Regions from separate parts of the Homo sapiens genome. Here region 2 is linked to region 1. The links are chromatin contacts, found by Hi-C or POLR2A ChIA-PET in ENCODE. All regions are on one chromosome and are shown on one strand. The core of a region is the stretch at or near the end of the contact, and the rest is flanking DNA. Distances in the headings are between cores, read along the strand shown.

Region 1 (3,496 bases), core at 518-3,017:
TCCCAGCTTCTTGGGAGGATGAGGTGGAAGGATCGCTTGAGCCCAGGAGGTTGAGACTGCAGTGAGTCATGTTCACACCACTGCACTCCAGCCTGAGCAACGAGAGAAAACTTGTCCCCTAAGCACCTCTCAAGTACAGTAATAATCGTTTGTTGTGTCCCCTCACCGAAAAGAATGCCCCTGGGTACCTCCAAAAAGATGTCACCCTTTGGCATAATCTGCACACTGAACCACTAATTCAATGAGTATTTACTGAGCACCTATTATGTGCTAGGTGTGGTCCTACTAGGTGTGAGGCCATGGGGAGATGCATGAAAAAAGTGGACCCATTCCTCAAGTAGTTTCATCTAGCCAGGACACCAAAGGACTTCTGCCATGCAAGCCCTGGCTGTGTCCATCATGAAGTATAGCCACAAAGGTTTGGTTTTTATATTGCAATAATGGTGTAACATTTAGAATTTAAGAAAAACCTTTAACGGTCGCTGCCCGTAATCTCACTAACACAATCATTTCCATTTGCCTTTGCCTTCCAGGTTTTCTTCTTTTCTTTTTTTTTTTTTTTTTTTTTTTTTTTTTTTTGAGACAGAGTTTTGATCTTGTCACTCAGTCTGGAGTGCAATGGCGCGCAGTCTCAGCTTACTGCAACCTCTGCCTCCCGGGAGGTTCAAGTGATTCTCCTGCCTCAGCCTCCTGAGTAGCTGGGATTACAGGCACGTGCCACCATGCCCGGCTAATTTTTATACTTTTTTAATAAAGACAGGGTTTCACCGTGTTGGCCAGGCTGGTCTCGAACTCCTGACCTCAGGTGATTTGTCTGCCTCGGCCTCCCAAAGTGCTGGCATTACAGGCATGAGCCACTGAGCCCGGCCAGTTTTGTTTGTTTGTTTTGGATTTTTAGAGATAGGGTCTCACTCTGTCACCCAGGCTGGAGTGCAGTGGCTCAATCATAGCTCACTGTAACCTCCAACTCCTGAGCTCAAGCAATCCTCCTGTCTCAGCCTCCCAAAGCACTAAGATTACAGGTGTGAGCCACCATGCCTGGCCCAGTTTTTAACTACATCATGTTTTAGAGTAGTAGCAATCACAACATGCTTACCAGATTGTATTTTTCTACCATTTATATTTTTGTATCTTCCTGCCTAATCTTCCTTATTAGCTTTTTTGGAAGAGCTACATGCTTTTCTCTCCTGGCTCCTGCCATTCTGGTTCATGTGCTAAAATGACAAAACCATTCCCCATGACAGGACTGGCGTGATTTGGGTTGTTTGTTTGGTGGGTTGGTTGGTGTTGTGGAAAACTGCAGTGTTTGTGGAACAAGCCATGTATGTGGAGAACACAGTCTGTCCAGGTCCTGTGCTGAGGTCACTGGAGGCCCAGCGAGTCACCAGGCAGCCATGGTCCTCACAGAGCTTAAGGTCCTTGGGCCTTAAAGACACAAGAAACCAGCAAACCATTTTTGTTAAATGTGAAGACACCTTGGAAGACATACAAAATGAGTCACACTAAAAGCCCCAGCAAAACAGACTCCAGTCTGAGGGAGCCAGAAGAGTCAGACATTTTCAAAGTGACTGAAGAAAAGTGTTTGAGGAAGTCCCCACTCCCAAGCTTTAGTCACCAGCAGAGCTGAAACTACCTCCACACAGGGTTGTATTTCCAAACGGTAGCTCTTCTGATCTCATTGGTGATGGAGGGAAAACCCCCTTTATTTCAGAATGAACCCTCTAACCCTACTGACCAGCCAGGAAATCCCGAACCCGCCTCCTGCCCGCTGGGATTGCAAGTTCAGCCTGTGTCCCTGGGGGAATTACTGCGTGGGTTGGCTTCCCTCTGAAACTTTCTCCTCTCCACTTGCCACTCCACACAGAGGATGAGAAAGAAACCCCAGAAAGAGACCCACAGCTTGGGTTTCCACATTTAGCAACTTTTCCACTGTTTCCCTAGAAACAAAAACAAGAGCACACATTCATTTACTCCACCCCACCAAGACTGTCTCCTACATAAATGCAGCTCTCTGGTCCCTTACCCCAACCCCAGCTGCCAGAAGCTGAAGTGGAAGAAAAACCAAAGGTGCCCAGCTGGAAACCCGGGCAGCCTAGAGCAAGCTTATGCATGTCTGTGGGTTCTCCCTCTTCCTCTATACTCCAAGGCCCCAGAGGGCCAGCTGTACACCCATGGTGTGGGGAGGGAGGGATGGTTCTTGGTCAGGTTCGCTCTTCTGGAAGCTTCCACACAGCAGAGCCCTGTATTATTTTCCCCTCCAAAGTGTACGTCCAGTGCTTTGCAAACCTTGGTTGATTTGGCAGAGCATTTATCACATAGAATCACACTGTACTCCGAAGAGCAGTTTGCTTGACCCTATAAAGCCTTGAGCTCTGAGGGCAGGATACAGAACCCACAATGACAGCTTGGAGAGTACCCTGGAATGAGCGAATAGGGATCCCTCTCCAGAAGCTTCATTTCTTCCCAGTCTTTTGTTAGATAGGAGGTCTGGGACAAGTCACCTCCAGATCGTCAGGTCTTGGTGGTGGTGGCACAGCAAGACCCTCCCCACCAGTAGAGGACCTCACACTGAGTACACGGGGCTCCTTAGTCTGAATTTTCCTGGCTTTAAAACATTTCGGAAGAAGAAATCTACCACTAGAGTCAGCTCAAGGAAAGGGGAGCCTCAATGGTACTCAGTAGGTGCTCAATAAATGCATGTATTCTTGTTCAACAAACCCTTAGGGATGGGGAGGGCATCACAGAGAACCCCAGATCATAGCCAGAAAGAGCTTTACAGAGCAGGAGCCCAGAAACTCTAGCTCTTGGTTCTCAAACGTGGCTGAATATTGGGGAATTGAGGCTTTAAGAAATCCTGATGTTAGAGGAATGAGTGTTGGGATTGATGTGTGACAAAGCATAGTCACATGTCCAAGATAGAATCTAGGTGGTAGATACACAGCTGCTCACTGTAGGATTCTTTCCATTTTGCTGTGTGTTTAAACATTTTATTTTATTTTTGTTTATTTATTTATTTCTGAGACAGGATCTCACTCTGTCACCTAGGATGGAGTGCAGTGGCGCAATGTCGGCTCACTGCAACCTCTACCTCCCAGGTTCAAGCGATTCTCCTGCCTCAGCCTCCCGAGTAGCTGGGATTACAGGCACGTTCCACCACACCTGGCTAATTTTTGTATTTTTAGTACAGATGGGGTTTCAACTTGTTGCCCAGGCTGGTCTCGAAATCCCGACCTCAGATGAACTGCCTGTCTCAGCCTCCCAAAGTGCTGGGATTACAGGCGTGAGCCACCGTGCCGGGCTGAACATTTTCATAATGCAATGTTGAGGGGGAAGTCCTGAGGCCTGGACTTGCCTCAAAGATTCTGATTTAATTGGTGCAGCCTGTGTGTTTGCAAGAGCTCCCAGGTGAGTCTACTGTCCAGGTGAGTCTATTGTCTAGCTGAGGCTGATCTCCATGGCTGTAGTTTGGGCTCACTGTGGGCCAGAACAGCATCAT
Region 2 (3,496 bases), core at 414-2,913, 36 kb before region 1:
CATATACATTCTATATTTGAAATTTACTTAAGAAATCATTTTAATTTTTATTTTTGGAGGCAGAGTCTTGCTCTGTTGCCCAGGCTGGAGTGCAGTGGTGCCATCTCGGCTCACTGCAACCTCCACCTCCCAGGTTCAAGTGATTCTCCTGCCTCAGCCTCCCGAGTAGCTGGGACAACAGGGGTGCGCCACCATGCCTGGCTAATTTTTGTATTTTTAGTAGAGATGGAGTTTCACCATATTGGCCAGGCTGATCTCAAACTCCTGACCTTGTGAACCACCCACCTCCCAAAGTGCTGGGATTACAGGTGTGAGCCACTGCACCCGGCCCAAGAAATCATTTTTAAAAGAAGTCCTCTTGGCCGGGTGTGGTGGCTCATGTCTGTAATCCAAGCACTTTGGGAGGCCAAGGTGGGTGATCACTTGAGGTCAGGAGTTCGAAACCAGCCTGACCAACATAGTGAAACCCGGTCTCTACTTAAAATACAAAAATTAGCCAAGTGTGGTGGTGCATGCCTGTAATCCCAGCTACTCGGAAGGCTGAGGTGAGAGAATCGCTTGAACCCAGGAGGCGGAGGTTGCAGTGAGCCGAGATCGCGCCACTGCACTCCAGCCTGGGTTACAAGAGCAAAACTCCATACCCTCCACCAAAAAAAAGAAAGGACAAACAACTAACAACTAAGTCAGCCCAAACAGATGACATTTTTTCCTAAATTAAAATTTCCATAAAAGTTCTAACAATTTACAGGGCTTCAACAAAGCTCACTTTTGAGAAATTCTTTGTAAAAAGCTAAGCTTTATATTTACCAGCATATAAACATTCAATTTCCTATCAAAAAATGACCCTGCCTCCAACTTGCACTCATTCAGCTGAAGAGTGCTGAAAGGTAAGGCTGCCTTCTGGGTTGAGTGTGATGATTAGAAATTCAAAGAGCACAAAATGGCCAGAGCAATGACGACAGCCCTCGGTGACAGAACAGGGCAACAAAGCATCAGAGACAAAAGCTGAGTGTCACAGCCTACAAGTCATTTCCTCCATGAAAATAATAAACCACCAGCATACAACCAATTAGAGTTTTAATTCATGTACGCATTCAATAAATATTTGTTGAATATCTGGTCCTTGTTTTGAGGGCCTGGGATAGAACAGAGGCAGATCGATGAAGCCCCTTCTCAAGAAGTTTTTATTTTAGTGGGGAAGACAGACAATGAAAAGTGAATAAATAAATCAGGAAAATCATAGGTGGCACAGAGAAATGAAATTGACCAATGTAATAGGGAGTGACCAGGTGGCTACTTTAGCCTGGGGTGTCGGAGCTAGAATCACAGATTTGGTAGTTAAACCCATGCAACCGATGGAGGTCGTCGAGAGAAAGCATGTAGATAGAGAAGGGGGCCCAGGCCAGAGCCAGGGTCACACCAACATGTTAAATACTGAGCAGAGGAAAAAGCACAACCAGAGAAGTAGGAAGAAACAGGATAAGGCAGGGCATGGAAGCCTCAAGAAAAAAGCATTTCAAGGAAGGAGTGGTCAACCATTTTTTTTTTTACAGAAAGGGCCTCCTTCTGTTGTGCAGGCTGGAGTGCAGTGGCGTGATCATGGCTCACTGCAGCCTCACCCTCCCGGACTCAAGCCATCCTCCCACCTCAGCTTCCTTTGTAGCTGGGACCACAAGCATGAGTCACAACGCCCGGCTAATTTTTCTATTTTTTGTAGATAGGGTCTCACTATGTTGCCCAGGCAGGCTGGTCCTGAACTCCTGGGCTCAAGTGATCCTCCTGCCTTGGCCTCCCGAAGTGCTGGGATTACATGCATGGCCCAGTTAGCTGTTTTTGAAGGCAATTAAGGATCAAGTAAGCTGAAAATAGAGAAGTAATCAGTGACTTTGTCAACCAGGGTGGAGTGTAGGAACAGAAGTCCAGCCACAGAGGGGGTGAGGAAAGGAGGGGGCAGGCATGGGTGGCCCTTTCAGGAGGTGTTATTGTGAAGAGGAGCAGAGAAGGGCAACCACTGGAGAAGACGCAGAGTCAAAGGAGAGATGTTGCCTAAACATAGGAGATACTAAAGTCCACCCCTATACTGATGGGAAGAAGACACTGAGTTCAGAGAGATAACTGCAGAATGGAAGTCCTGGAGAAGATGCATGGGAAAAGGATACCAGCCACAAAGAGAGGTGGCCTTGGAAGCTGCAACAGCCAGGGTCCAATCAGGAAACTTCTCCAGATATTTAACACAGAGGGAATTCCTCATACAGGTGATGGAGGAGAAGTGAAGCTAAATGGGGGATAGCGAGGTAACCCAGAGATTAGCAATAGCAAGAAAATATTTCCTTCGGCCAGGCACAGTGGCTCATGCCTGTAATCCCAGCACTTTGGGAGGACGAGGCAGGCAGATCATTTGGGGTCAGAAGTTCAAGACCAGCCTGGTCAACATGGCAAAACCCCGTCTCTACCAAAAATACAAAAATTAGCTGGGCATAGTGGCACACCCTGGAGGCTGAGGCAGGAGAATCACTTGAACCCGGGAGGCAGAGGTGGCAGTGAGCTGAGATCGCACCACTGCACTCCAGCCTGGGCAACAAGAGTGAGACTCTGTAAAAAAAAAAAAAAAAAGAAAGAAAGAAAGAAAAAAATACTTCCCTCCTTGGGCTACAGCGATAGTGGAAGGAGGTTGTCTATTTCCTGAGCCCAGGGACTAGAGGCATCTGGTGGGAGCTGAGGCCATGGGCAAAACAGAGTCCTGCCCAAGGTGCCATCCCAGGCAGGGAGTAAGGAGAAGAAACATACCTCTCTCCCTTCCTCCCAAGCTCTCAGTCTCCCGTCCTTGCCTCCCATTGGCCAAAGTCAGCCACAGCCCTGGGAGCCTGAGAAATGCAGACGCCAGGGGTCAGTTCCACCGCCACCCCCACCCCACAGCCAATACAGAGCAGGGCCAGGGAAGGACAGGAGGATCTGAGGGCAAAAGGGTTTGGGATCAGCACAGAAGCAAGGACCATTCTTTCGCAATGACGGGAAAGAAAGCACAGGGTCAGGGTGAGAAGCAGTTACTGGCTTTGGGGAAGGAAAATAGAGATTTGAGAAGAGGAGGAATGGTGTGCAAGAGTTCTTTTGGAGAATTTGAGCTATTCTCTTAACATTTTATTTTATTTTTTAATTTTAGTTTTAATTGTATTTATTTATTTTAAATGTGTTTATTTATTTTGAGACAAGGTTTTAGTCTGTCACCCTGGCTGGAGTGCAGTGCCACACCATGGCTCACTTCAGCCTTGACCTCTCAGGATCAAGCAATCCTCCCACCTCAGCCTTTCGAGTAGCTGGACCACAGGCATGCATGGCTAGTTTTTGTGTCTTTCTATAGAGACGAGGTTTCTCCATGCTTGGCTAATTTTTGTATTTTTCTGTAGAGACAGGATTTCTCCATGTTACCCAGGCAGGTCTCAAAGCAATCTGCCTGCCTTGGCCTCCCAGTCTGCCTGCCTCGGCCTCTCAATAGCTG

Evidence for each region. Hi-C counts contacts between places; a loop is a spot of excess contacts on that map. ChIA-PET counts read pairs that join two places held with the same protein, here RNA polymerase II (POLR2A). Pooled maps may share reads with other maps.
Region 2: a map of astrocyte of the cerebellum shows a loop between it and region 1 (4-fold over the local background). The contact joins two enhancer-like sites. A Hi-C loop is called at or near these places in 18 of 168 maps with a recorded cell type or tissue (CD8-positive, alpha-beta T cell, Caco-2, Calu3 and 10 more), 9 of 37 single-sample maps with no recorded cell type and 16 of 50 pooled maps. POLR2A ChIA-PET finds 5 or more read pairs at or near these places in 22 of 52 experiments (A673, AG04449, CD4-positive, alpha-beta T cell and 16 more).

Annotation. Positions count from the first base shown.
Region 1 is chr10:69,064,167-69,067,662 of GRCh38, reverse strand. No RefSeq gene overlaps it. Among named protein-coding and RNA genes, the nearest start is that of SRGN, 22 kb to the left of the region's middle. RefSeq lists enhancers at 1-38, 1,391-1,590, 2,091-2,230. Within about 2 kb of position 1,767, at least 12 of the 41 ENCODE cell types and tissues checked have a DNase peak (open chromatin) inside an H3K27ac peak, as active enhancers do.
Region 2 is chr10:69,100,103-69,103,598 of GRCh38, reverse strand. All of the region lies in intron 2 of SRGN (serglycin), which reads right to left. Among named protein-coding and RNA genes, the nearest start is that of SRGN, 14 kb to the right of the region's middle. Within about 2 kb of position 1,663, at least 4 of the 41 ENCODE cell types and tissues checked have a DNase peak (open chromatin) inside an H3K27ac peak, as active enhancers do.